2 separate regions of the Homo sapiens genome follow, and region 1 is linked to region 2. The links are chromatin loops, found by intact Hi-C in ENCODE. Cell type or tissue: GM12878. All regions are shown on one strand. Links, peaks and the distances in the headings refer to the core of each region. The heading gives the core; the rest is flanking DNA. Region 1 overlaps ABCE1 (ATP binding cassette subfamily E member 1). Region 2 overlaps LOC105377460 (a long non-coding RNA gene).

Region 1 (12,418 bases), core at 1,846-9,845, 960 kb before region 2:
CTGTTTATCCTCATAATCCCTGGTTCCAAGAGGCTCCTGCTGCTCAGAATGAAAGTGATTGTACCTGTACTGATGCCCACTTTCCTATGCAGACTGAGGCCAGTGTTAATGGTCAAATGCCACAGCCAGAGATTGGACCGCCGACATTTTCTTCACCTCTGGTTATCCCTCCATCTCAGGTGTCTGAAAGTCATGGACAATTGTCTTACCAGGCTGATCTTGAATCTGAGACCCCTGGGCAGCTTCTGCATGCTGATTATGAAGAGTCACTAAGTGGCAAGAATATGTTCCCCCAGCCATCTTTTGGACCCAATCCATTCTTAGGCCCAGTTCCTATTGCACCTCCTTTCTTTCCTCATGTTTGGTATGGGTACCCTTTTCAGGGATTCATAGAAAATCCAGTAATGAGGCAGAATATTGTCCTGCCCTCTGATGAAAAAGGAGAATTGGATCTGTCTCTGGAAAATCTGGATCTGTCTAAAGATTGTGGTTCAGTTTCAACAGTAGATGAGTTTCCAGAAGCCAGGGGTGAACATGTACATTCTCTCCCTGAAGCAAGTGTGAGCAGTAAGCCGGACGAAGGCCGGACAGAGCAATCTTCCCAGACACGAAAGGCAGATACGGCATTGGCTTCCATCCCTCCTGTAGCAGAGGGAAAGGCTCATCCTCCCACTCAGATTCTAAACAGAGAGAGAGAAACTGTGCCTGTTGAACTTGAACCTAAAAGGACCATTCAAAGCCTGAAAGAAAAAACAGAAAAAGTAAAAGATCCTAAGACTGCTGCTGATGTGGTCAGCCCTGGGGCCAACTCTGTTGATAGCAGAGTGCAAAGACCAAAAGAAGAGAGTTCAGAAGATGAAAATGAAGTGTCTAATATTTTGAGAAGTGGTAGATCCAAGCAGTTCTATAATCAAACTTATGGAAGCAGGAAGTACAAAAGTGATTGGGGCTATTCTGGTAGGGGTGGATATCAACATGTGAGAAGTGAGGAGTCCTGGAAAGGACAGCCAAGCAGAAGTCGGGATGAAGGTTATCAGTACCATCGAAATGTCAGAGGGCGACCATTTAGGGGAGATAGGAGGAGATCAGGGATGGGAGATGGCCATAGGGGACAGCACACTTGATGGTTGTTGCCGAAGTATTTTCTAACAGAAACTCTTAGGTGGAATGTTTCTGAAGGCTTTAAAAAAAATACAATAAAGTAAAAACCGCAGTTGGAACTCTTTCCTCTCCCCAGCCCCCCTTACCTTCACTCCCATACTGGACAAGACATTTTGGACATGAGTTCAAGGGGGCAGGTTAATTCCTGGCATTGCCAGTTTTCTTCATTCAGAATCTGTTTGTTGATCAAGTGACTGTCCCCGTAAAAAGTAGAAGATAAGTTTGTTAAAGTATTTTTTATAAACAGCTTAATATAAAACATTATAGATTTAGTGTTTGGCTTTTTTCCTTATAAGTTTATAAGTTTGATTTCAGATGTTGGAAATGTGTGCTTTATAGTGTTTACTAAAGTGACAAGAAAATATACCATTTGACACACTATAGATTCCAAACATAACGTTGCACCAAATAGAAATGTATATTTTATTATGCAATGCCTTAGTCATAAACTGGGCTCAAACAATTCTCAGCCTAAAACACTGTTGTCTTTTAAAATGCTTCCAACCCAAAGGCCTTTCATCTCAATATCTGTCAAACTTGAATAATGTCTTCTCTTTAATATTCACATAAGGCAGCCTATTAACTGTGTCTTAGCAATGTTGTATATAGTTCTTTTAATATTCATAAGGTATATTTTTGAATTTTGGTATTTGTTGAGATTGCATAGAAGAATAGTAGGAAATCCAATGAAATGGCTGTTTCCACCAAGAATTCTTAGCACTGGTGTAAATATCATGGTGCCTACTCGAAAGAAATGTAGATGCTATGCATTTTGAAAATAATCTGCATCAGTTAGAACTGCAGAAGTTTTTTTAATGCCACTTTAACACTAATGCACTGACAGATTCTAAATATTTTGTGAGAAGAAATGTTAAAAATTTTTAGCTTGACAGGTTTCTAGAGTTGTTTTCTTCCTCCCCCCCCCCCCCGCACCATTGGTTGTGTATCACTTTCACTTTACACTTGCATGTTCTACTTGTCAGGGCTGGAACTATTGTATAGAAGATAATATGATTGTGACTTCTAGTTCTTTTCTAGAGGATGCTGCTAGAAAATGGTTTTGCTTTGTATTTTATAGCTTGTTACCCTTAGGTAGGTAACATCTTACATTCTGTTTTCTTCCAGTCTTTGCAGTATTCACTAGAGGTTCCCTTTGCATGTTGCACTCTGTTCTCATTTGGAGATTGAACTCTGAATTAACACAGTATTCATTCATCTGTGTTATTTTGTAAAAATAACTGTAGCTTATATTCTTTATTTGTGCATACCAATGTGAAAATCCACTCTTTTATTATGTTGAGATTATCTTCTGATCAGGAAGTTTGAGTGCTATGCAAATAACATAGTAGTAATTTCTCTTTGCATGCCATGTGTAATATACCTAGCCAAAACCAGATGCGGTGACTTTCTTTTTTTGTAAAGCAAATTACTTAAGAAAATACAATTCACTTGAATTTGACAAACTGAAACAGATGGGTTTTCTGGGTTCTCTGATAACCTATGGGAATGTTTGGATGCCAGTTGGGCTAGTGAATCGCCACTGTACTGTAATAATGGTTATTTACCTCTGTGCTGTTTTAATTACCTAACGTCTGTGTAACTGCTGATTTGAGTAGTGATTAGCATTTAGATAATGTAACAGGATTTTAGAGAGCACTTTGAAAGATAACATTTTATTATGATGGTGCTAGGTAAAAAATTGTAAAGACTGGGATGGTTGTGTGGAAAACTTTTCTTGAGAGAACCTATTGAAAGGAATTTGTTGTCACCTTCTTAACTAGAATAGTTGTTGAAGGTACCGCTTAAGCCATTTTTTTCTTAACATCGGTGGCTCAGTTAAGGAATGAGAAGATAGAGGGTCCTCCACTTTCAGCTCATGCTTTTTTATGTAGGACTAGCTTACCTGATTTTAATGAAAATCACATTTTGATACAAACACCAGATTTGAAAGTTCAATGTGTTTGATCTCAGGAGTCCAAAATAAGTTGTTGCTTCTAGTGTCCTGCATTTTATTGACTGGGGTTTGATCTCAGCTTCTGAAAATGTTTAAAAATTGGAAGGAAATACTACTCATATCTTCATTGTCACTTTGTCTTACCTCAATTGAGTAACAGAATATAGCTCCTGAAGGAAACACTGATTTGCTTTCTGTTTCCCATATCTCACCTCTAGGATATGATGGAAGAAGTGCTTGAAAGAGAATTTTAGCAGATGGTACTTTTCTCAGTGACCTCTGGAATAAAAGAACTGACTTTTGATAGTTTTAAAATTAATCTTTGCATGAAGGTTGGTTTCGCTTTTTTTCCTTTAAGTTTGTTTTTAAATGTATTAGTCCAGGGGATTTTGCCTTATGCTGAGGTCAAACTAAGGATAAGCAAGCTTTTGTCCTTCATTTTAACTGTTATGTCATACTGTTATGTTGACATATTTCTTTATAAGAGAATAGAGGCAAAAGTATAGAACTGAGGATCATTTGTATTTTTGAGTTGGAAATTATGAAACTTCACCATATTATGATCATACATATTTTGAAGAACAGACTGACCAAAGCTCACCTGTTTTTTGTGTTAGGTGCTTTGGCTGAACTTGATTCCAGCCCCCTTTTCCCTTTGGTGTTGTGTATGTCTCTTCATTTCCTCTCAAATCTTCAACTCTTGCCCCATGTCTCCTTGGCAGCAGGATGCTGGCATCTGTGTAGTCCTCATACTGTTTACTGATAACCCACAAATTCATTTTCATGGCAGACCTAAGCTCAGACCCTGCCTTGTCCTGGCAAGCATAGGTTTTCCCAGACCACAATGCTGATATATCTTATTTAATGCAGACTGTATTCTTGCAGCGTGTTGTTTCCTTTGTGACTCAAGGTTGAATTAAAATGCCTGTGAACTGCAAACTTGCTTATGATTGACTTGGTGCAATAAAGTTCCTTTCTAACCATTTCTGGTTTAGAAAACATTCAGCCATCCTAGAAACTAGCAATATTTATTTTTGCCTCTTTCGTTTTACCTTCATTTTTAGATGAGGTAAATGTTTTGTCTTTTACTTAAGGGTACTAAGCAAGGTCCACTCTAGTGTAGCTGAAGAGAATGCATATTTGGCTACACTATTTCTGTTTACTGTATTTTGCTTCCTACTTTATGTCTAAATGCTATTGTTTGTTTAAAATCCTAATAATGTCTCATTTCCAATATGTTATTTTCAGATAACTAAGGTTTTGCTACTAATGTCAGCCATTTACTCTCCCACTAATTGGGATTATTTTTTAAAAGAGGTCTTTCTCCCCGAAATACAAGTTTTAGAAAATCTTAGAAGAGGGGTGGGTGCATGTCTTAATGCTGGGAAGCGGCAACTTTGGGGTTGAACTTACTTGAATGGATTAAAAATTGCATTGTGTTACAGAGCTAGAAAATTTTATGTATGAAAAACGATAATAGCCTTACACTGAGTACAAATAATACTTTAAGAGCATGTGAAGATGTGATCATTTGTGATGTTACTTGTAAAAAAAAGTATATATACATATCTTTTGAAGTGTTAAAAGGAAACTAGTACTTTATATTCTTTATCATATCACTTTTTGTAAGTGTTGAATATATTCCTGTTTATTTTTCTATGTTCTGTTTTGTAGCCTTAAGAAGTGTTTCAAACATATCTGAATGTATAAAATAAGAGTAAATGCCCTACATGGTGTGATGCTGCATTATATATAAAACTGTGTGCATATATTAAATTTTGTCTCTTGATTCTGCTTGTGATTCTTTGGTTCCAGGGTTAACCAGGTAATATAGCATGTAGATCTTGAGAATTTTTGTAAACTCCTTAAAATAAATGATTTCCATGACATGTTTCCAGCTAGAAGACAATTCTCATACATGCAACTAAAAGCCATGTAGAATTTATAATCTATGGGTACTGTGTAATTTTCCCTAGTTTATATAACGAAATTGAGGCCAAGTTACTTGCTTAGGGTTATGCAACTAGTAAGTGGTAGGACTTGTATTTGAGTCTAGTTTTAAGTGATTTTATAGCTAGTGCTACCATTTTTTTTCTGCAATGACTAAATGGGAATGTGCAGAATATCTAAGAATATGGATTAAATTGTTTTTTAATGGTTTTTACATTTAGCATTCAGTGATATTTATGTTGGCTAAAGGTGAAAGCAAATTGAGTGTTTTGAAAACAAAGTATACTTACTTTATACTCTGAAAACTCAATTTCTTAAAGCCTGTTTTTCTTTATAAAAGTTACCAAAGAATATTATCAAGTCAATACTTGTTTACATACAATATGAACTTTCTGTTAGCCTGGCTTCCTCAGGAGGCCGAACCTGAAACAAGAGCCTCTTTCAGTTCAAGTATTTGACAGAAAAGTGAGTGATCTAGGAACAGGGTCAGCAGGCTGGGAAGGAGGATGAGCTGTTATAAAGGTAACGAGAGTTGGCATGTGGAACTTTTGAGACTGCTTTAGGAGCTGAGTAAAATATAGAACCTTGTGGGAAAGGGAGAAAGGAAGGAGAAAGGAAACATTAGGTTCTTGGCAGTATGCCCGTGGGTTTATCCATGGAGTCAATAAGAGAAGCCAGTGTTGGGGCTGGTTAGTAAGAGGTGTGTTTGTGGCTGGATGGGGGGCTCTTGCAGAATTGGTCACTCCAGAAGTGCATGGCAGTGACCCAAATTAAGTCAGCGGTCTCCAAAAAGTGTCTGATACAAAGGGCCTGCTTTTCACTTTGAATAATTAAACTTTCCCTTTTCATTCAAAGACTTAGGTCTGGGTCTAGGGCATAGTATGAGAATGTAAGTAACTATGAAAGAGGAAGTTAAACACAGCTTCCCTTCATAAACTTTTGCACCCTAACTTAATCTGTGAGTTCTTCATGAAACGTGGACCCCTCAGAATAGTTTAATAGGGTTTTCTAAGAAAAGCTACAGACAGACATAGGTATAAACATCAGTTTTTGAAACTGGTTTTTCTATAATGAATTCATTAGAGAAACTGGGGCTTTAGAGGCAATCCTTTAAAAATACATAACATTCCTGTAATTATATTTTATTTTTCACATTTAGTAAAAAGCATTACAAAGATTAAAGATGTTAATGGTAGGCCAGGCGTGGTGGCTCACACCTGTAATCCCAGCACTTTCGGAGGCTGAGGCGGGTGGATCACGAGGTCAGGAGCTCGAGACCAGCCTAACCAACATGGTGAAACTCTGTCTCTACCAAAAATACGAAAATTAGCCGGGCATGGTGGCACGCACCTGTAATCCCAGCTGAGGCAGGAGAGGCTGAGGCAGGAGAATCACTTGAACCTGGGAGGCGGAGGTTGCAGTGAGCCAAAATCGTGCCGCTGCACTCCAGCCTAGGCAACAGTGAGGCTCCGTCTCAAAAAAAAAAAAAGATGTAAATGTAGATGAGTGTGGTTCTTAAGGCCTCCTATCCCTATGAATATTCTTAACTGAACTGGCAGGTTAACCGATTGATAACAAAATTCTGTGTAGTAAGCCAATTTCTTTTTAAAAAAAATGAGAACCTTGACTTTGGACTAACGACCTCCAGATCAAATAGAAAACAAACTACTGCAATTTACCTATCTAGGGATATATTTGTTACTTGTTGCATCCTTCCAAACTAGTAGTAAAAGCATTTAAGTCCTGTATAGTTTTATAAGATACTTTTATAAATGGAGACAAGAAACCAGAAGCACAGATATAAAGTGACCATTGACATGGGAGACCTATACTTAGGCACATGCAAGGTTGGGAGCTGGAACTAACATTTTCATTAAAGCCAGAGTCACCCCAGCGAAAAGGAGTGAAATTAAAAATTCCCAGACAAAACTGTCTTGGCCTGGGATCCAGTTTCTTAAAGGCAAAAAACAAAACAACCACTGAAAATGTTACCACATTCATTTAGGTTTGAGGTCCAGAAACTCACAAACTAGGAAAACTGAAAAGTGGTTCCAGGGTGGTAACACACTTGGCTCCCCTGGCAGAAGGCAAATGGAGAGCCTCTCAAGGAAAAGACCTTTCTTGATGGCAAACAGGAAACCAGTTTGACTTAACCAGGTTTAAACAAATAGGGATTTATTTCTCAAGAAATGTGGAGAGAAGTGGCTGCTGGCAGTTGTGCAGCATTTTAATGTCAGGAGTAACATTCTTGTAGCTTGTTTTGCATTTCCCTTATATGTGTCACCTTCTGGGCATGAAATGCTTGCTCCATATATTACACCCTCAAGAAGCAGTACCAGATGATAATCTCCCTTTATTAGGAAAACGAGGTTTTCTTGAGGTATTTTCTAGAAAAACCTCAAGAGGTTTCAATTTACTGGCTAGAACTCTCTTGCAGTTAGGTCATATGGCTTAACTGCAAGAGACTAGGAAAGTATGGAAGAGGATTTTCTATGTCTTAGACCAATTATGACCAACCACGTGGGACTGGGCATTGGCAGAGGAGGTGGTAGTGGTGGTGAGTACAGGGCTGAGGATAAATGATATTTGCCACACAAAATCTCAGAATTTTCAGATACAGCCTCACTGAACATCTGCTCACAAACTGAAACACTACAAAGGAAACAATCTTCCAAGAGCAACAGTCAGCACAGTATACAGCCAAGTTTAGACCTGCATGTATTAAGTGGACAGAGTAGAAATGCTTAAAAAAATTAAGACAAAGCGGTGAAAAATTAAAGTAGAAGCTCCGGAACAACTACTGTCTGGATATTTCCGCTTCTCTAACTGGCCTTGCTTTGTCTCTTCAAGTCCTACTACTTTCAGCATGTAAAAAACTAACTTCAATCTGGAAGGCACAGAAAGCTCATCACAATCTGCCCATATCCATCATTTCCTTCCATTAATCTCTTAAATGCCCATGTTCCTTTCTGCCTCTCACCAGACATGTATTTTGCTTTAGGTAGATTATCTCACTTATCCTTTTAACAACTCAGTAAGATGGGTGCTGTTACTCTTTCCTGGGACCTAATTCCTTTATGTAGTCCTTTCTGACATTCCAACTCAGAATGATTACTTTCTCTTCTGAACCACTCACTGAGTGCTCACAGCAGACTAGGCACTGGGGTTAAGGACTTGACATACCTGTATCCAAGTATATTGATGAACATGAAGGAAATTATACAACACAGCAGTTTTGTAGTCTTCCTACTTTCTCTGTGGCATGCAGGTTCATTCCTTCAATACAGTAGGCCACTACATGCCAGACACCATGCTATATATACTGAGTGTTAAGACAGATACAAGACTGGACTTCAGAATGCTTGTAGTCTAAAATTAGGTTAACCTAAATTGCAAAAAACAGTTGTAGCATCAATACACTGCCTTTAAGACTACACTAAGTGAACACAGAAAATATGGATTATCCAGTATTATCTCAAATGTGGAGAGAAGTGGCTACAGATGCCACTATTATTATCCAATGACGATTTAAAAACTTCAATGGCTGGGCGCGGTGGCTCATGCCTGTAATCCCAGCACTTTGGGAGGCCAAGGCGGGTGGATTACCTGAGGTCCAGTTGAGACCAGCCTGGCCTACATGGTGAAACTCCGTCTCTACTAAAAATACAAAAATAGCTGGGTGTGGTGGTGGGTGCCTGTAATCCCAGCTACTCAGGAGGCTGAGGCAGAATTGCTTGAACCCAGGAGGCGGGTTGCAGTGAGTGAATATCACATCATTGCACTCCAGCCTGGGTGACAGAGCGAGACTCCATCTCAAAACAAACAAACAAAAAAAAACCCCCAAAATTTCAATGATTTATAATCACATGCAAAGTGTAAAATTCAAAGGGTATTATATATGTGTATATATAAATGTCTCCTTTTCCCGTCTATTCTTTGATCAAATTGTCCTTGTCAAAAGCAATCTGTTTCTTGAGTATTCCTTTATTTCAATATTTTGTATATTTTCACAAAAATGGTAGTATAATAAACTGTTCCAGTTTTTTGTTTTTTTAAGTATTTGAGACTTTTTCCAATTAGGACATATGAAGTAGTCTCATTCTTTTGCTAACATCTGCATTGATTTTATACTGATTTTATAAGTATTTTTCTTGTGTTAGCAATTGTAGGCCTTTCTGTTGCTATGTAAAATTTTAAGATACATATTTTAAAGATTTCATTTACATGAAAATACGTTTAATACATATTCTGTCATTAGCAGTAAGTAGAACTGTGCTCTTATATCACAAGTACTTTCTTTAAGACAATCCAGGATCAGTAAATAACAATAGCTTTTGCTTATTTTATTCAATATATTTGAAATGATCATTCACAAATTTAACCTATCCTTAAAAATAGGCATTACTTATTTTAGTATAATCCCATTTGTATACAAAACAAACCCTTTACATATTCACACTTAGGTAAGTGCACAGAAAAAAGCATGAAAGAATATACATTATTAAATTCAAACGCTGGTAACCTTTGGGAGGGTAATAAAGGGAGATCATTTTTTTATTCCATTCTGTATATTTGAATTTTTTACAACATGTATTTATGGGTTACTGAAATTATTTTTAAAAGGCATAATAGGGTCCAGTTAAACCATACTTTCTAGCCATTATTTGCATATTAATCAAGACTTCTGTTATTTCAAGTAGCTCTTAAAGTTTGTCAAACAGTTTCTAATTTCCTCCTCAATTTTGCTTGCCCCAGTCATTTATTTAGTAAACACTCTTCCTCACTCATAATTCCAGTTTAGTCAGAAGTACAACTTAAAGTGGCTCCAGGCTCCAGGTAATCCTGTTCAAAATTCAGGAACTCAAGAAATTTAGATGGGTTTTTGGAACTACAAAATGGTTTAGATAATGTGCTCTATATCCAAACTCACAAATGAATATATGTGGTACCAGGGGATACTTTGTATTGCCATCTGGGGACTTTTGCATTAATGTTGCCTTTAGGGAAGTGGTTTATAATCCTTGGCTGCCCAACAGAAAAATCTGTGGAACTTAAAAAAAATACATAGATGCTTAGGCACCATCTTTAAAGATTTCGAGTCTGTAGTTCTAAGGGAAGCAAATATTCTTTAGAAATGCTTTTTCCTAAATCTCAATCAGTGATTATATAAATATATGTGTACAAAAATGACATTACCTAGAGAATGACTGAATACAGAACCTCATGGAATGCAAAAACAAAAAAAGTTCAGAGTAAAGTTAGGGGTTTTTTGCGGGGAATGGAACTGAATTGGTTTTTGCTAAACATGTTTAAAAGCACCAAAAAAGATTAAAAACAATTTAAAAATACCTATTTTTCCAACAGTGGTGTTTTGCAGTAGATAATCTTCCTCGGAAACCATATACTGGTAATATAGTGCAAAGACTGAAAACAAACAATAAACATAATCCTGATGTTTATTTATCAAATGTCAATCAGTGGAATCTTTGACTGGCTTTTAAAATAAGGGCAGTTTCATTACACTGGCATACTTGGCAAACCAGGTAAGTACAGAAACCCTTTTCAAGATTTAAAAAATGGAGCAACACTGGTCAGCATTTGGTACCGTGAATATAATACACCTACTGAAAATCTTCCCATACATCATGAAAACTTGGAAGTAATTTGTATAGCTTGAAATGTCTTCATTTTAGAATATTATGCACAAAAGAGCCTCTTCAGGAACAGAAAAGTGGCATTTTCTGTGTTTCAACTACAATTTAGAACCCAACTGGCTTTTTATGTTATATTAAGTATATTATACTTCAAGTTCCAGAGTATGTGGGGCATAAAATCCTGATTCAAGTTTTATATGACAAAAAATTCTAGTAAATACTCCTTTTAATAAATGGCTTATCAATATTCTCAGAGTCAGTCTAATCATCCAAGAAAAAGTAGTTTCCACTCTTCTTTTGTTCTACATCCTAAAAAAGAAAACAGAAGCCACAAAAATCAGCAACACGATTCTACTATAGGTAAAAGTAGACTTTCACTCATGGTATTACTTAGCTGTGCTTAAAACAGTGCCTGTACAACCTGTTCTGCACATACCATCTGTTTCTGGATATTCCTGGGTCCACTGCTCAAAGGAAAGATAACTACCTCTGCCCCATCCCTAATGCTAGAATGACTCACTTGCACCAACTCAAGTAAAGTCCCTTTATATAAGATGCCTCACATATATAAAATTTTGCTATGTGTTATTATTTCTAGGAAAACTATTAAATTCCATTTTCATCAATGCAACTTTTATCTCCAGATTCAAAATGCAGCATACTGTCAGTTTGAGATCTGCCTACTACACAAAATATATATATATAAAGTTTTTTCCAATACTGGCCAGTAACAATCTCACCTACCTACTTGTTGAGCTGTTCTCTTATTAGGATTAAGGTATGACAATCTTAAGATGAGTAGGCATACAGAAATGATAACTCATGGTGACTGAACCATAAGTCTGTCTAAGAAAATGACAATACAAAGTGTCCTTAATGCTTCCAAAGAAATTCTTCTTTTCTACCCAATATGCTTTTCAAAACTGAGAAAACTCTTCAATTTTATGTGAGAACTTAACCATTTCTCTATCCTGGCCAAGAAGTAATATCAATCAGAAAAAAGGCATCCAGACATACTGTTAGGTGCTTAAGAATACAATGACGTGCAAGATAACTTTGCCTCTGGCATTCCAAGAGCTCATGGTTTAGCAGCAAAGCTAGGACTACAAATATGAAAATAAATGCTACAGCAGAAGTATGTATAACATACTTCTAAAGCTTTTAAGCATTAAGGATGATGGATACAGAGTGATAAAATGTAAACACTTTGAGGCACTGCAGATATTAAAAACAGAAATGATGGCCAGCATGGTGGCTCACGCCTGTAATCCCAGCACTTTGGGAGGCCAAGGCAGGTGGAACACTAGGTCAGGAGTTCAAGACTAGCACGGGCAAGATGGTGAAACCCCATCTCTATCAAAAAAATACAGAAAATTAGTCGGGTGTGGTGGTGGGCACCTGTAATCCCAGCTACTCGGGAGGCTGAGGCAGAGAATTGCTTGAACTCGGGAGGCAGAGGTTGTAGTGAGCCGAGATCACGCCACTGCACTCCAGCCTAGGTGAGAGAGTGAGACTCTGCCTCAAAAAAACAAACAACTAAAACCAAAACCAAAAAAACAACCCAGAAATGCTTTTAGAGTTCATTTACTTTCTGTTTCTGAGTGACTAAGATTTTTGCCTTTTAAGAAACAAATACTGTATTTCACAGAGGAAATCAACTGTAGGGTGCACAACTGTGAACTACAAAGACAAAAAACAT
Region 2 (12,418 bases), core at 1,740-9,739:
CTATAGTCATGCAACCAATATAAGCATAGTTAAAATTCTGGTATGCTTACATTGCCTTCTTTGCATTTTTTGAATAATTAAGCTATACATATATTCTTTATTTTGCTCACTTAACACTTTATCAAAAGCATTGACTTACTGTGGTAGCCAGAGTCCAAGATGTCCCTGAATGATTCCTGCCTCCTAGTATTCACACCCTTGTGAGAAATGGACACTGATTTAAATGTGGCTCCTCCCATGTTGCACCAGGATTGGTCTGTGAGATCAATAGGCTATAACTGACAGTGGCTTCCATAGTGGGTTCTCTGTCCCATCTCTCACTCTGAGTGAAACAGGCTGTCATGTTGTAAGGAGCACTACAACAAGGCTCTCATGGTGAGGAACTGAAGCCTCCAGCCAACAGCCATGAAGCCTGCCAAAAACCATATGCATGAGTTTGGAAATGGCTTCTCCAGCCCCAGTCAAGCCTTGAGAAAACCATAACCCTTGTCAATAGCATGACTAAAATCTCAGGAGGCATGCTGAGCCAGAACCACCCAATCCTGAGAAATTGGGTGACATAATATATGTGTGTTGTTTTAATTTAATATGTTTTGATGCAATTAGTTGTGCAGCAAGAGAAAACTGAAGCACTCACATCTTTAAAGACTGTTCATGAAAACTATTTTTAATGGTTGACTAATAGTCTGTTCCACAGATGTATCATGATTTATTTTACTATCCTATTATTGGATATCCAGGTTGATTTCAATGTTTTGCTCCTTTAATTATTGCAGTATACATGTTTTGTATACTGTCTACATCTATGATTAGCTTCATAGCATCTTAGAAGTAAAATTATTAAATAAAATAGTAATATTTTAAGGTTCTTGATATTTATTACCATATTGTTTCCCAAATGTATTGTACTAATAATGAGTAGTCCCAAAGAGTTAAATTTTATTGCTCACAAAAGGCAGATCTATGACATGACTAAATTGTATCTGTTTATATCACAAACTGTCCTTGATACATAGTGCTCTGTAGTTTATTGCCTCCATTTAAATACTAGTCTAAAAAATAACTAGATCTTTCTATCCATTTGCTTACTGGTTATATGTGATGATTCAGCCTGTTCAATACCAGCTTATATTTTTCCCTTTATATCTGTTCTCTTCCTGTTTCCTTCTTATCTCAGAAAATAGCACCAACATCCTCCCAGTCTACACTCTACTAATCCAGAAACCTGAAAGTCATCTTAGACCCGCCCCTTCATCACACTCTTACATAAACTCTACTCCATATCTTTACTCCTCCCTCTCCTCTCAGGCCCCATTGCTACTGCCTCAGTATCAGCAGTATCAGGACAAATATGCCTTGAGGGAGAAGAATCATCCCATTCCATTCCACCTCTCTCAGAACATGTCTTCTACAGTATAGCTGGGCTTTTATTTTACCTTCTACCAGGAAACCCCATACCTGCCCCCACAGATTTCATAGTAGATGTGGTACAGGCTGCAGGACTGAAAGCAAACTCAGACAGCAGCAAAGTGTAGGCTATGGGGAAGAGTGACAGATTGATGATGACACATCCTTTTCCCATGCCTTTCAGTAGTTGCATGCATTTGAGAATTTTGGTGTTTTCAGGAAGAAAGACAGTAGTTATTCCAGATAATAAAGTTAACTCTTTGTGAATTACTATACATTTTTTTCTTTGAGAGAAATGGACACTCACTTAAATGTGGCTTTGCATTAACTAGTAGGATTATCATATCAATTCCTGGCCATCTACTTTGTTAGCTGTAGTTCCTGAAAAGAACTAAATGCAGATCAAATACAGGTTTAAATGTATTTTACAGATATTTACTGAAATATAGCATGCTTAATGCAGCACCCCTAGATGACTAATGCAAAATAGAATCAAGTACATTTTAAAAGAATACCTTCTCTAGAGCTAAAAACCAATAGTATGTTTAAGTTCTATTGGCACAGAGACAATTGTCACAGTTCAAAGATGCAGCTTCTGGAGGCTGTTTCTACTTAGCCTAATGTAACGATTATTTGAAGAGACATTCAAAGAGCATATTAGAATAAGATTCCCATTTTGTTTGGTTCTTGTTATCTAAGCAGTCATTTTTCACTCCCGGTTAAAGTTAGCACAGAACATTCTTCAGGACAGCCCCTGCATTCCTAACATATTTCCACAAAAGGCCCCTTGGTTGCAGGCCCCTATCTATGTGATAGAGTATTTTTGTGAGTATTTTGTTTAAAAATATTATTCATGGTCATAGCTACTTGTTGTATCAGAGTGCTAAAATCTTTACATACAGTTTCTCATTTCAGCCTCATACCCACATTGCAAGGTATTCATGATTACTGTCCTCTTCCAGGTGAAGAAATTGAAGCTTGTCATTTGAACAAGTTGATCAAAGTCACAGAGAGACAGAAAGAGGCTGGTTTGACTTCATAGTAAGCTCTCTCAGCCTAGATGCTGTTTCTTCTCTTGTGGCTTGTTGCCTAGTAATCCTGTATCACATTGACTTATGATCTTGATTCTTCTATGATGTCTTCTAGGACTTCGAACAAGTCACTGCACATTAGGGCCCTGATTTATGAAGAAACGTCTTCACAGAGTATTAACTTGGATTTAACTAATTCTATTTGCTTCCTGCTCACAGGAGAGGACTATATATAATATAGTCTGTGCTCTAGTGGTTACACACTCAGTCCCTAGTTTTAGTGCTCCCGCAGGTGTATACAACACTGTTTTTACCAGGGAACTGAATTATTAGGGTCTAACCCTCCAGGGGTGTCGGCATTTGCCAGGATGGATGTATAACTTAGTCCACATGAGCTGAAGTTTTACTACACACATGGGAACTTCAGGAATAGCTTCCTGCTCCTTGAAAGTGTATCTTCAGCCCAAAGAGCCTTTTCCAGGCCTATTTAGTGGTATTTGTCTAATTATAGGTGTTGAATAACTGTGTCCTTCAAACTAAACTACATTTTAAAATTAGTTTTCATGCCTTAAAGTAATTAAAGTCACAGTCCATGTTCAGTCATTCCTATAGTAAACTGTCCCAGTGCCCTTGTTTTCCTTCTTTTCTTTCTTTCTCTTGCCCTCCCCACCCCCACCTGATATATTTTCTTCTGCAGCATTTTGGTGTCTAGAGGAAGCTAATTGGTAGTTATTCCAAATAATAAAGTTAGCTCTTTGTTAATTATCATAAAATTTTTCTTGGGGGAAAATGAATACTCTCTTAAATTTGACTTTGGATTATCTGGTAGGATTTCTGTATCAATTCTGGACAATCTATTTTGTTGGCTAAAGTTTCCCAAAAGAATAAGGGCATATAAAACACAAATTTAAAATAACATTAATGAAGTCTAATACTTGAGTAGCATTTTGTGGTTTTCAAAGCACTTTTATAAATGTCAAGTCATTTAATCCTACGACAACCTTCTGTGGAAGGACACAAATTTTAATTAAACATTTATTTCAAGCTAGATATTATGTCAGTGCTTTGCATTTACACTCTGACTTTATATTCATGACAGACCTTCTAGGCATGTATTATCTCCATTTCATAAATGATGAAATTGAGGCTCAAATAAGTTAAATATCTTGTCTAGTATCACACAGCTTTAGGATTTCACCTGAGAATATTGAGACCCCAAATCCAGAGTCTGCACCTGACATTCCAACCTGCTAGGGTGGTTTCCAGTGTCATTCCCAAAGAACACAGTCAAAGCCATGGGAGGCTTAGCCTGTACCATATGTCTCATTGTATAGTAACAATTTTTGTAGAGGAGGCTTACACATATCAGTCTACATCACTGTTACATCTCAAAATCCTCTTCTTTAAAGTTTATTTCCTCAACTTCTTAATTTTATACATATATATATATAATTATAGAGAAATATACAAGTAAATATTTTGGGGGCTTTCTTCCAGATGTCCATAGGAAGATAAAGAGCTGGTGCAGGAATGAGACATGTTGTCTCCAGATCCATGGAGAGTTTTTATTCTACTCCAAAATGGTTTGTAAGACCACAGTTGGTAACTCAACTGTAACAGTTCTTACATGAGTCACTGGTCAGACTGTATGTCCAAAAACAATATTAGATTTGTAATTTGACAGGGTCAGACTTACTCCAAAGAGAATTTAGCCCTTCTAGATGACTTGAAATGTAATTCAAATTTTTGCTTCTTTCTAGAATAGGGCTGAAATAGTAACGTGTACTGACTTCAGGACCCCCTGCTGTTAATCTGACATAACACAAATTTACTACTTTCTTTAATAGAGGGAAGTTCCAGTTTGCAGACTTAAGAGAAGAGAATAACTAGGGTAAGTGAGGTATCATGAAAGAGAGAAATGATACCTGGCTGGGTTGAATTTTTAAATCTCTCAAAAAAGAAGTTTTTTCTCTTAATATCCTTTACGACACATTTTATAATGATACATATATGATTCTATTTTTGTTCCAAATAATAAATTTGTACACACCCATGCACGTTTATGTGTGTGCATGTGTATATGTACTTCATTATTAAGTGAAGTTCACTTCATGATAAGAAATAGCTCCATAAATCTAAAACATGATAAGGGTGAAACAAAATTAATGAATGTTTGAGATGTGGGTCTGGATCATTTTATAAATACATATGTGAATCCTAGTTTCTAGTAGATTTTGAAATCCATAGTCTATAAAATTCCATAAGAGATCCAGCTTTCAGATATAAAATGTCATATATTGTAATTCCTATATAAATATTTCCTTTAAGTTAATGGCTATTTCATGGTAATAGTACATCATTAACTACAATCTGTAGTTTTGCATTTAACTAAACTTTTCACACAAATCATACAACAGATTCCCAACATGTTTTCAAATGTGTCTCCTAAGATACAGTGGAAAATGTGACTTATATTTAAAACTTAATAAATAACTCATTGATGTGAAGTGTTTTAAGTATGGCAATGTGCTGTTTTAAACAAAGTAGTGAAAATATATCACTGACTGTGTCTAGTTGTTTTCACTTCTTTCAAGGTTTAGATTTCCTTTGCCTGCCTGTCTGATTTAACTGGAAAAAAAAAAAAAACCCTTATGGAAAGTGGGAACCTTGCATACTTCAAAGTTAACCAAGATCAAAGTCAAATGAAGTCCACTGAATAAAGAACAAGCCTAAATGCAAAATGTGTCACGTTGATATTGGCTTGAGTCTTTTAGGTTATGGCTTGTACCAAAGCCTTAACTTTGGATTTGTCAGGTATCTAAGCACTGTGAGGTCTTATGGGAAAAAAAATGGTTTACTTAGTTTCTGCAGGAGACCATTTAAACACAAACTTATCTACATAACCAGGGAAATAATGTAGCTATTGGTAAATGAAACCTTGAAAATGTGAAAGGCTTCTTGCCTGTTGCATCTTTGTTAGCTGCATTTAACTCCTGACAAATATTCATCTTCTACAGGCTACATCTTGTCTAATTACAGAATTAGAAAGTTTTAATATGAATTATGCCTCCCTAAAATGTGAGCATGCTAAAAAAACTGAAATTAGCTATTATATCTTTCTATCTCTGCTAGAAGCATCTCTTAAATTGAGACAGTTTCATTGAGTCTTTTCAGGATTCCAATCTTGTTTGTTTTTGAATCTCCACAAATTTAGGGTCTGGGGATTTAGGCTAATGTTGAGTTCAATAAAAAAAAATGGAGAATTATTAACATGCAAAAGGTAGTGTGGTCTGTTATTTAAAAGATGCAATGGGTGTTCTTGAATGTTCTGCTTCATTGGAGCCCTCCTACACCAGACATGTTACCAGTAAAGGCACAATGTTTTTTCCTTGAAATGGTCCATGCTGTTTCACTTGAAACGGTGTGTGCTGCTGCTGGGTGTTCTGTGGTTCTGTCTCAACAACATTACTCAGAACTCACATTCAGCAGGTATCAACCAATAGGCCCTTTGGTATCAGAGAAGGAAATAAATCACATTCTCTAGAAACACCCATCTGTTTTGAATAGTCCCATAGATAGATGGCTGTCTGTTTCCTGGAATATTTAATATTAGAAAAAACTAGTCCAAACAGTTTACTCTCCTTAAGACTAAGCAGCAAAAGGTCTTCCAGTAAATGCACTGCATAATGGGAGAGGCCAGAGACATCCGCCTGTGACTCAAAAACGGAAAGAAAAAAATACTGATAATTTCTGTGACTTTGGTGACCTCTAGCGATCAAATCTTAGAACAAATCTACCAAGTTTCTTTTCTAAAATAGAGGGCTCTACAGAGTTAGATATTACATATTCGTTTTCTAATTTTTCTACTCATTATTTATTTATTGGTTATTATTTTTAATTGCCACATAATAAGTGTACATATTTGTGGAGTGCAATGTGATATTTTCATACATGTGTACAATGTGTAATGATCAAATCAGGGTAATGAGCAAGACAGTCACCTCAAACATTTATCATTTCTTTGTGTTGAGAATACTCAAAATCCTCTCTTCTAGCTATTTGAAAATATACAATAAATTGTTGTTAACTCTGGTCCACACTACAGTGCTATAGACCATTAGAACACATTCCTCCTATCTAGCTATAATTTTGTATCCCTTAACCAATCTCCCCTAGCCCCTCTTCCCCCTACTCTTCCCAGACTTTGTAACCACGGTTCTACTCTCTACTTACATGATATCAACTTTTTTAGCTTCCACATATGATTGAGCTCATGTGGTATTTGTCTTTCCGTGCCTGGCTTATTTCATTTAACGTAACGTCCTTCAGGCTCATCCGTGTTGCCACGAAGGACCAAATTTCATTCTTTTAATGGTTGAACAGTATTCCACTCTTTATACACCACATTCTCTTCATTTATTCATTTGTTGATGGACACTTATTTAGGTTGATTCCATATGTTGGCTATTGCGAATAGTGCTGGAATAAACAGAAGAGTGCAGGTATTGGCCGGGCCTGGTGGCTCACTCCTGTAATCCCGGCACTTTGGAAGGCCGAGGCTGGCTGATGACCTGCGGTTAGGAGTTCAAGACCAGCCTGGCCAATGTGGTGAAACCCCGTCTCTACTATAAATACAAAAAATAGCCAGGCATGGTCATGGGCACCTGTAATCCCAGTGACTTGGGAGGCTGAGGCAGGAGAATATCTCGAACCCGGGAGGCGGAGATTGCAGTGAGCCAAGATCACCTCGCTGCACTCCAGCCTGGGCGACAAGAGCAAGACTCCATCTCAAAACAAAAAAAGAGTGTAGGTATCTCTTTGACATACTGATTTTTGAATATACACTCAGCAGTTAGTGAATCATATGGTGTTCTATTTGTAGTTTTTAGAGGAACCTCCATACTACTTTCCATAGTGGCTGTACTATTTTACATCCCACCAACAGTGCATAGGAGTTCCCCTTTTTCCAAATCCTCACCAGCATTTCTTCTTATTATTATTATTTTGGCTTTTTGATAATGTCCATTCCAACTGGGGTGAGATGATATCTCCCTATGGTTTAGATTTGCATTTCATCGGTGATTAGTCGTGATGAGCATTTTTCCAGATCCACAAAGATACCAATGCATCGTGGTCCCCAGGTACAACCTCACTCTGAGATTCTGATTTTAGGGCTCTTTCTCTTTGATCATGAGTGCCTTCTACCGTATTTGTATTGGTTAGGGTTATATGGTTGAAAGCAAAATAATGCTGTCTAATGGAAGACAAAGTATAAACAAACAAACAAAAAGAATTGCTCAGGAGATCCAGGAAAATGGTACTGAAGAGTCATTCTCTCCAGGGTGTGTTTAGGAAAAACCAGCTTAAACCAGGTTCTGTGTTCGAATTCCTCCACTCAAGACACCATATATGTAGGTATCTCCTTCAACCCTGCTTACCAATAGGAAATATTCTACATAGAGCCAAAGTGATTTTTATTTACTATTACTATACTACTTAGTATATATTATCAAATTGTGTACTTTAAAGTTTTCCCAGATAAATAATGATGCTAATTAGGTATCTCATTGACCATCTCATGTCTTGAGGGAACAACTTATATGCTATTTCTGGGTTCTAGTAGTTTTTTTTTTTTTTCACTAGCTATGGAATTTTGCAGAATCATTAAACAAATCTATGAAATGTATACAAATAAATCCTTAAATCTCTATTGAAGTTATTTAAGTATTACATTACTAAAATCTTTTTTCTTTCTTATGACATAGCATTTCCTTGTTTATTCTTTTAAACTATATTTTGCATCAGTTACAATTTATACCAAAGGTAGTACATTAGAAACATTACTATATGACTCACTAAATCATACCAACTAATAAGATATGAGTCTAGTGACATAGAAAGTGACTGAGTACTTAAAAATGCCTTCTTCCATCATTTCTTATTCTGGGGCCTTTTGTCCAATAAAGAAAGACATCAACATTTTCAAGTACTTTCTTCTCCTTCCTCCCTATGTCCAGGATCTGAGTAGAATGCCCAAATAAAAAAGGTGTCAGCCTTCTGTACTGCCACATCCTATGAGGGAAAAAAAACAACCCTGGTGATTTAACTGAACACATAAATGAGAAACAGATTTGTGTAACATGAGTTTGCTCCAAGCCACAGAAGGCCGACACCATCCATTGGCATATTTTTAAGGTGAAGGGATAATTGAATCCCTTCTACACTAGACAGATAGTTTGTTAAAAAATGAAGCAGCAGGATTTGTCTGGAAGAGACAATTCAAGCTCACATCTCACTTATGAGAAAGCGTGGCAGGACTGAAGGGCATATTTAGCTTTGTACTAAACATCCCCACATGATTAGCCATGCACAAAAGGGCCCCTTTAGTCATTTGAAGCCAAATTATATGCAATGGCTTTAGCAAGAGCAGTCACCACAGTCTTCACTGTGTCACAGAGAGACTTGCAAAGCCGCTTATCTTGGTCCCTGGCCAGCTCAGCTCAGCCTCAGCCTTTGCTTCATTCTGTTAATGATTCCCTAATTAGACACTTCAAGGCTGTCCTAATTAAGACTCTTTTGGTTGCAAGTATCCCAAACCCACTTTAGAATATCTTCATAGAACAAGAAAATTTATCTGAGGGATACTGGGGAGCCTCACAGATTCCAGGCATCAGAAAAGGTGGGAAACCAGGCAGTTCAGTGGACCCCAGGAGATTTTTGGTGATTCTCACTCAAGAATTCTATTAATAGGGCTAAGCTTCTAGCACCCAGTCTTCTGTGTTTCTCCTGAGAAGAATTAGAAGGCCTGAAGTTGTATCCAGTGTCCATGCATGAGCTAATCAGCCATAGTCAAAATTAATGGTCACATAACAAAGTCTATGTCTTCTGAGTGCCACCACTGACAGAGAGCAAATTACTCCAATAAAAGGGATAGGTTCTGGGCAAAACAATCTCTTAGAAGGCCACAGCTGGATATTACCAAAACCTGGAATTTAATTGATTTGATATGGACTAGGTCATCTCCATTCTCCAGTTCTCACAACTAGACTTAGAGACCTTCTAGCGCCTGTTTATACAATCTGAAGATACTACAGTCCTGTCTTTCTCCTGATTGCTATCCATTAGGATAGAGTGGACACTTCTATTTGCTCCATGTACAGGCAGACAGATGACTGCCACATCTCTGTCTTCAGTCTCGATTCCCCTTCTGAGTCCCAAATTCAAGAGTCCATCTTCTTCCTTGACCTCTCCACTAGCATATTCCAGAGAAACCTTAAATTTAACAAATCTAAAATGAAGCATGTGATTTTTCTTTCATTTCCCATCTCTATAAACAGAACCACTCTTTACCTAGTCATTCAAGCTGAAAACTTTGGAAGCAACCTTTAGCCTCCCTCTTATCCTCCTCACCCAATTAAACACAAAGCCACTCAATATTAAGTTCTAAATAGTTAAAACTTAAAGATGCCAAGGTAGGAGGTTTGCTTGAGCCCAGGAGTTTGAGATCAGCCTGGGCAACATAGTGAGAGCTTGTCTCTACCAAAAAATTAGCTGGCCAAGGTGGTGCACACCTGTAGTCCCAGCTACTCAGGAGGCTGAGGTGGGAGGATCGCTTGAATCCTGCAGGTAGAGGCTGCAGTGAGCTGTGATCACACAACTGCATGCCAGCTTGGGGAACAGAGCGAGACCCTGTCTCAAAAAAAAAAAAAAAAAAGACGGTTATTGAATCAGTTTAACTAACACCCCAATAGCTGCCTTAGTTGAAATATCTGACTTTACTCTTATCTCAATTTCTGCTAAGAGCTTCTTACAGTTCTGCTTGTCAACCTTGTTACTTCCCTAATATCTGTTTATCCTGTAGACAGTATGGCTCCACCCTGCTGCACAGCCTCCAGCAGCTTACCAATTGTCTATGGGATGAAGCCCCAAACCCTAACATCATGATCTCACTGCCCATACCTTACAGCCATATCTCTTACTATGACTCTCACCTCTCACTTTATACTCCCCAGTCATACTGAATTTCACTCCTCAGAACAGTATGTAACTGTCTCTTTTGAAAGAGAGGTCTCTATTCAAAAGCCTCTTCATCTGCTCCTGCACGCAGCTTATGAATAATGCCCAAATTCTTGCATTTCACCTATCCCTGCTCCTCCAGACAATGCTAATTGACTTTTGTTGCATGTTTAATATAGCAGGAGGACGTATAGTTTATAGAGAATAAACCTGGGCCATAATGACAGACTGCCTGGGTTCAAATCCTGGCTCTACCACATGTTTAGAAAATAATACATATCTCATAAAATCATGATGAGGAATAATATATTGCCCACAAGAAGTAACTAGTACAATGCCTGATATGTAGTTAGTATTCAATAACTTATAATGTCAGAAGCAAGAGTAACATAAGCAAGGGAGTAACAATGTGATAGGCATCCCATGGTATTATAATCTAAAAATAAATGTATTATCTTTGAGGTCAGCTGGCTCTCAGGGCATGTAGAGACTCACTTATGTTTGTTGCTCCAGCAAGCCACCGAGTTTCTGTCCTCTGACCCAAGACTGCAGTCAAAACAGGGGAAAGAACAGGGATATTGGGATCTGTAGTCTTAAAATTTTATGAAATATTACCAGTCTCTTGGAACTCATTTTAAGGAAATTGGAAGTCTATCACTAAAAATTACCCTTGGCTATTTGCTCATTGATTATTTGAAACAAGCAATACAACTGCTCCTCTAACTGGGGCATATTTGGAAGAAGGGTGAGAATACCATCAGAAAATTCTGTTACTGGCATCATAATCACATTCAGGCATGAGAGATAATAGGGAGTTCCACAGTCACATGGGGGAGCTTTCATTTCCCTGGGGGAATCTGGATATTTGCTGATTTCTTCTATGGCAGCTAACTAGATTATAAGCAGGAAAATGCCATGGAAGTGGGGAGGAAGTATTAACACTTTTAGAGCTTTTAGCGGTTAGTCAGGGCTGGCATAACAGGTTAAGACTAGAGCACCAACCGCAAAGCCTGTTTTCCCCAAAAGACACTTGCTGAGTTTCAGAATGGCGCAGTAGGCTGAAAAGCTAAATTGGGAAAAACAGCAAAATCCTACCAGAGAGAAGGGACCTGCAATAAAGCATATTAATATCTTTCTCAAGACATTTCCACTGAAGCTGCACACTTAGGAAACTAAAAAGCTGAGGTCAAGATTCTGCATATGGGAAAAAATGTTTAGGCATGCAAAGTGGCAGAAAATGTGGCAAATAATCAAGATTTTTAAAAATGAAAGCTTATGGTTGTACACCTAGAGTGTGAATGCACTTAATGTTATTGAACTATACACTTAAAATGTTAAATGATAAAATTTTGTTATATATATTTTATGATAATAAAAACATAAATAAAAACTGAACTACAGATATCTATATATTGGAACCAAGAGACAAATACATTAAAATAATTATGATTAGCATATTCAAGAAAGCAGAGTGAGTTACATAGAATAAATGAAATAAGTAGAATTTCTTTTTTTGTTTTTTAAATAATTTCAACTTTTAGATTTAGAGAGGACAGGTGCAGGTTTGTTACATGGGTATATTGCATGATGCTGAGATTTGGGGTATGATTCATCCCATTATCCAGGTATTGAACATAATACTCAATAGTCTGTTTTTAAGCACTTGCCCTCTTCCCTTCTCCCCCTTCTAGTAGACTCCAGTTTCTGTTCTTGCCATCTTTATATCCATGAATATACAACGTTTAGCTCCTGCTTATAAGTGAGAACATGTAGTATTTGGTTTTCTGTCCCTGCATTAGTTCACTTAAGATAACAGCCTCTGGTTGAATCCATGTTGCTGCAAAAGACATGATTTTGTTATTTTTAAATGGCTGTGTAGTATTCCATGGTGTATATGTATCACATCTTATTTATTTAATCTATAATTGATGGGCACTTAGGTGGAGTCCATGTCTTAGTTATTG

What was found. Peaks named below come from ENCODE experiments on the same cell type or tissue, not always from the same donor. Only the 100,000 strongest peaks of a DNase experiment are listed, where the experiment ranks them.
Region 1: a loop joins it to region 2, with 6 times the contacts of the local background. A loop is called at or near these places in 2 of 110 quality-filtered maps.

Annotation. Positions count from the first base shown.
Region 1 is chr4:145,126,136-145,138,553 of GRCh38, reverse strand. It overlaps ABCE1 (ATP binding cassette subfamily E member 1), which reads right to left. Exons shown (of 18, transcript NM_002940.3): 18 at 9,030-11,028. The coding sequence ends at 10,981. OTUD4 (OTU deubiquitinase 4) reads left to right here. Exons shown (of 21, transcript NM_001366057.1): 21 at 1-4,904. The coding sequence ends at 1,124. Among named protein-coding and RNA genes, the nearest start is that of ABCE1, 34 kb to the right of the region's middle. RefSeq lists an enhancer at 12,183-12,418. In GM12878, for the core only: no CTCF peak of the experiment used is centred there; DNase peaks (open chromatin) are centred at 5,573 and 5,873; H3K4me3 peaks cover 863 bases; H3K27ac peaks cover 2,326 bases.
Region 2 is chr4:144,168,351-144,180,768 of GRCh38, reverse strand. All of the region lies in intron 9 of LOC105377460 (a long non-coding RNA gene), which reads right to left. Among named protein-coding and RNA genes, the nearest start is that of GYPA, 34 kb to the right of the region's middle. In GM12878, for the core only: a CTCF peak has its summit at 6,200 (motif pointing left); a DNase peak (open chromatin) is centred at 6,158.